2 separate regions of the Homo sapiens genome follow, and region 1 is linked to region 2. A link is a contact called in ENCODE POLR2A ChIA-PET data. All regions are on one chromosome and are shown on one strand. Each heading gives the region's core, a stretch centred on a gene start or an enhancer-like site at or near the end of the contact. The rest is flanking DNA. Distances are from core to core; before and after follow the strand shown.

Region 1 (2,700 bases), core at 193-2,692, 9.5 Mb after region 2:
CTTAGCTATTTTTAAGTGTATAATAAATCCAGCTCTGTCTCTGTTTAATATACTGATTTCATTTCCTTTGGATATATACCCAGTAGTGGATTGTTAGATCGAAGTTTCTATTTTTAACTTTTGGGGGAAACTCCATACTGTTTTCCATGATGGCTGTGCTAAATTACACCCCTACCAACAGGGTGCAAGTGTGCCCTTTTCTCCACAGCCTCCCCAGCACTTGTTATCTATCATATTTTTTATAATAGCCATTCTACTCTATTTTAATATATTATATGGTATCTATACACATTCAGGTGTGAGATGATATCCCACTGTGTTTGCATATGCTTTTCTATATCCTACTTGCACTATAGTCTATAAAAGGTTTGAGACAGCTCACACCACACAAAGGTACAGTACTACAACAGTAGGAATTAGGCTAACATTTATTACTTACTCTGTACCATGCAATGTTCTAAGACCTTTGTATGGATGATCTCATTTAGTCCCCATAACCCACCTGTGAAGTAGATATAGTTATTACCCCCATCTTATACCAGAGGGACTTGGGTAACAGAGATTAAGTAACCTGGTCACATAGCTAGTAAATGGTGAAACCAATCAATTAAGGCTAAGGAGCAGGAAAAATATAAATAAGAGCGAAAGGTTCTCAGAATGAGAGAGAAAAACATAAATGCATGGACCCATAAAGATTAATTCAGTTGATACCATTGAGCCATTTATTTGGTTCTGAGGTTTCTGGTAGCCCAAAGGGAAAAGAAGCATGGCCAGTGGCATGAATCTCATTAAAAGAAAGCCAGGGCCGGTTGCCGTGGCTCACACCTGTAATCCCAGCACTTTGGGAGGCTGAGGCAGGTGGATTACCTAAGGTTAGAAGCTCGAGACCTGCCTGGCCAACATGGAGAAACCCTGTCTCTACTAAAAATACGAAAAATTAGCCAGGCATGGTGGTGGGTGCCTATAATCCCAGCTACTTGGGAGGCTGAGGCAGGAGAATCACTTGAACCCGGGAGGTGGAGGTTGCAGTGAGCCGAGATTGCATCATTGCACCACTCCAGCCTGAGTGACAGAGGAAGACTCTGCCTCAAAAAAAAAAAAAAAAGAAAAAAGAAAGCTGGAAGTGTGTTTCATTCTTCATGGAAACTCAGCTCTTGCTGAAAAACACTCTCTTTCATGGGGTGGGAGGAAGTTAAGCAGATCTCTCATCCCTGTGGCTGCTTCCCTTCGTGATATGTGAAGGAACCCGAGGCTGGCAGAGGGTTCCATATCACCCCAGAGTCCACATTGGCTCTGTGGGTCAGGGACCCTAGCCCCTGGACAAAGCCTTCTTTTAATAGGAACTTAGTTCTCACCAAGGATAGCGCCTGGATCCCTGGGGGCCCAGCAGACAGGAGGGCCTTCCATGGGCTGAGCTACACACAGCACATGGTGTCCGGCAGGCTTGCAACAATCAGCAAAGAGCCCCCAGAGGGGAAGTTCCAGCAGCCCTCTCCATCCAGGGCTGCTGACCCAGGCAAACACAGCCCAGATGGGTCACACTGCAATCCCTGCACTGAGCAGAGGCACGTTTCCTGTTTCTGGAGCCCGTTATTACTCAGCTGTCCTCAAAACAGATGAGGGGGCAAGCGGCAGAAATCTGTGGAGAACACAGGGTCAGGAGCTAAGGACAGATAGGGCTCCCAATAGCCACAGAATATAGCCCAAATCTCAGCCTGGCCTTCCAAACCACCCGAGTCTGGCTGTGGCCCATCTTTTGGCCCCAGCCCCTACCCCAGCCAAGCACTGCTGTAATCAAGTTGGTGTCCCCACTGTGTCCTGCACAAGACCTCCACCACCGTGCCTCTGCTTCAAATCTGCTCTCCCTTTCTATCTACCCAAACCCCAAAGCTCACTTCTCCCTGGATGTCACCCCTGACCACCCAGCCCCTGAAGGTCTGTCACTCCCCTCCTGTTCCAAACCCCATGCTCTTTCACAGCAGGAGACAGGACTGACACAGGGAGACTAGAGAACCTGGGTTTGGTTTGAGAGCCTGCTCTGCCAATAACTGTCTGGGTGACACTCCCCCTTTTGGGGCCTCAGTTTCCTCTTCTGTAAAATAGGTGCAATAATAATCCCTGCACCAGACAGACCATTGTGGGAATTAAATGACATGATGGATATGAAAGTGCAGTGTAGCTGGGCGCAGTGGCTCACGCCTGTAATCTCAGCACTTTGGGATGCCAAGGCGGCCAGATCACCCGAGGTCAGGAGTTCGAGACCAGCCTGCCCAACATGGTGAAACCCAGTCTCTACTAAAAATACAAAATTAGCCAGGTGTGGTGGCGTGTGCTTGTAGTCTCAGCTACTCGGGAGGCTGAGACAGGAGAATTGCTTGAACCTGGGAGGCAGAGGTTGCAGTGAGCTGAGATTGCACCACTGCACTCCAATCTGGGGGACACAGCAAGGCTCTGTTAAAAAAAAAAAAAGTGCAATGTAGACCAAATAGGAATGTACACGTGGGAGCAGACGACATTGTGGTTGTTTCTACTCTTTATGAGAACAAGGAACCCAAGCAAGGAACTCAGAAGATTCTGCTTACCCTGCCCCTTCCTGATAAAAAATGTTGGGAAGTGATCAGTCTGTCCCCAGGCTGTTCTCCTGCTTCCTGGGGCAGCCCTCACTCCAGCACTCTCTCTCAGCTGTCCAGGACCCTCCCA
Region 2 (2,700 bases), core at 166-2,665:
TGGCCACAGGCCCAGGCCTCCTCTGAAGCAGGGACCAGAGGGAGCCAGGCAGCTGTGTACAGTGAGAAGGGATCCGGATGGGGGAGCTCTGTACAGAGGGCTGGTGATTGTAAAAATTTCTTTTGTAAAGTAGAAGTTGGGGGTGGGGTGGGTGCTGGCTGCAAAAATTTCTGGCTTCTCTTACCCCTATTGCCCCCGGCAATAAATTGTTTCTATATGCCAGAGCCATGCAAAGTTCTTGGTGGGGAGGGGGAAAGGGCCCATGCTGGCTTAGGGGCTCTAAGGCGCCCAGACTCACAGGTGCTGTGAAGAGCTCCTTTATTGGGGTGATGGAATCGGTTCCAAAGAGCTGGTTTACTGCTGTGAAGGGATCGCAGCTTTGAATTTCAAGCTCTGGTTCTCAGTCCTCGGGCACCTGTGCGTGAATCTGCAACAGGAGTCGCCTCTACTGTTGGACTTGTAAGACAGGGCGGCAAGCTGGCCCCCATACCCGAGGAAGGACCCAGCTGTTCAGAATAACCGCTTCTAGACATGCTAGGAAGAGTGGTCAGGGAGCTACGCTTCCCACACACTACCCAGTAGAATCCTCCAGGCTCCGTCTGCGCAATTGTGCTCCCCAGCCCATCCACCCGGGGGCAAGACGGAACTCCTCGTCTACTCACCGCTGCCGCAAGGCTGGGCCAAGTTAAGGCCCCACGCACTTTGGCATCCGGGCCAGGGATGGTCTCCAGACCCCACAGGGTGAAGCGGCTGAAGTTGGCAGTGGCTCCAATGAAGCGGTCCTGGGGAAGGGGCCTGGCTCAGCATCGGGACTACAGCTCCCGCCCGCACCCCCTTTCAACCCTATCCCTTTGCTCACGAAGTCCCGCTCCAGCGGCTCCTCCTCTTGGTCGTCAGTCCCGGAATCCCGCAAGGGGTCTGGCTTCCCCATCGACACCTTCTTCTCTTCTGTCACCATCACGTATCCCACGAGGCCAGGCGGCACCGCCACCTCCTCTCCCCGTAGACAGCGGCCCCGAAACGACACTTCGAGTCCTGGAGCGGGAGGCGCAAAGGGCCTCAGGCAGGACCCACGCTGGGTCGAGCCCGGAGCTGCCCTCCCGCCACCTCCGGACGGACCACGATCCCCAGGAGCCCAGGCGATGAGAAGCGCGCAGGCCGGCGCGGGGGCTGCCGGGAGCCGTAGTCCGGCCGCAGGGCTCACCCTCGGGGCCCTGGCGGATGGCGGGCGTGAAGAAGCGCCCCACCGGGGCGGGCCCGTCCACCGCAACCTCGCAGGGCAGCAGATGCAGTGTGGCGGGTACGGCGTCGCGCAATGTGGCGGAGCGCAAGTGGACGCGGTGCCTCTCGATGGCCGCTTCGTCGCCGCTCTCCATCCTCCCTCCTACGCGACGCCAGGGCTCGCGAGCTGACACTGAAGCTGGCGCGGAAAGCGCGCAGGACCTCTCAGGAAGCCTCCGCGGGGCCTCACGGGAAGCCGCCGCGGAGCTTCACGGGAAGTGTAGTCCCCTTACCCCCTAACGCTTTCCCTGGGTTCAAGTCCTAGGGTTTTCCAGTTGTGTTTTGTTTTTTTCCTTCCTTCCTTCCCCCCTCCCCTCTTTCCTCCCTCCCCTCTCCCCCTCTCCTTCCCCCTCCCCCCTCCTTCCCCCTCCCCCCTCCCCCTCCTCCCTGCCTCCCTTCCTTCCCCCCTTCCCTTCCCTTCCTTCCCGTCCTTCCCTCTTTCTTTCTTTTTCTTATTTATTATTATTTTTTTTTGACAGAGTCTCGTTTTGTCGCCCAGGCTGGAGTGCCAGGCACGGTCTCAGCTCACTGCAACCTCCGCCTCCCGGGTTCAAGCGATTCTCCTGCCTCAGCCTCCGGAGTAGCTGGGATTACAGGCGCACACCACCATGCCCACCTAATTTTTGTATTTTTAGTAGAGACTGGGTTTCGCCATGTTGGCCAGGCTGGTCTCGAACTCCTGACCTCAGGCGATCCTCCAGCCTCGGCCTTCTGAAGTACTTGGATTACAGGCGTGAGACACCGCCCCCAGCCGGGTTTTTTTCTTTTATTGTTTTTAATGGCACATGTCGTTGTAAAAATCTAAAACGATTCTGAAAAGTACTCTTTTTATATTGATTAGTAGGTAGGTTATTCATTTTTAGTTTATTAGGGACATCAACCCTTTTCTTAAATGCATTGAAAATGTTTTATCTGTGGTCTGTCTTGCAAACCTGTGTAAAGGTGATTTTTGCTGGACAAGGACTTATTTTTGTGGTTGTTTGGTCTTTTAGACAAGGTCTCACTCGCCTAGGCTGGAGTGCAGTGGTTTGATTGGCTCACTGCAGCCTCGACCTCCCAGGCTTAATCCATCCCCCATCCTCAGCTTCCTGTGTAGCTGGAACCACAGGCCTGCGCCACCACGCAGCTAATTTTTGTATTTTTGGTAGAGGTGGAGTTTTGCCATGTTGCCCAGGCTGGTCTTGAACTCCTGGACTCAAGTGATCTGCCCACCTTGGCCTCCCAAATCACGCTGGAATTACAGGCGTGAGCCACTGCACCCAGGACAAAGACTAATTTTTTGTAGTCAAATTTATCAACACTTTTCAGTCTTTTAGATTTCACAATTTTCTCTCTTTGGTTTCTCAGCTCTTCTCTAATGTTTATTTGTTCAGACACCCAACTTAGATATATTTTTTCAAGTTCTCACATAAAACAAAC

Evidence for each region. ChIA-PET counts read pairs that join two places held with the same protein, here RNA polymerase II (POLR2A).
Region 1: POLR2A ChIA-PET joins it to region 2 with 11 read pairs in PC-9. The contact joins the enhancer-like site here to the promoter of RNASEH2C in region 2. POLR2A ChIA-PET finds 5 or more read pairs at or near these places in 2 of 52 experiments (HEK293T and PC-9).

The regions. Positions count from the first base shown.
Region 1 is chr11:75,180,284-75,182,983 of GRCh38, forward strand. All of the region lies in intron 7 of SLCO2B1 (solute carrier organic anion transporter family member 2B1), which reads left to right. Among named protein-coding and RNA genes, the nearest start is that of SLCO2B1, 31 kb to the left of the region's middle. Within about 2 kb of position 1,443, at least 13 of the 41 ENCODE cell types and tissues checked have a DNase peak (open chromatin) inside an H3K27ac peak, as active enhancers do.
Region 2 is chr11:65,719,383-65,722,082 of GRCh38, forward strand. RNASEH2C (ribonuclease H2 subunit C) reads right to left here and starts at 1,416. Exons shown (of 4, transcript NM_032193.4): 1 at 1,205-1,416; 2 at 860-1,035; 3 at 663-782; 4 at 1-427. The coding sequence starts at 1,376. The coding sequence ends at 401. KAT5 (lysine acetyltransferase 5) reads left to right here. Exons shown (of 13, transcript NM_182710.3): 13 at 1-222. RefSeq lists a silencer at 1,102-1,341 and an enhancer at 1,492-1,561.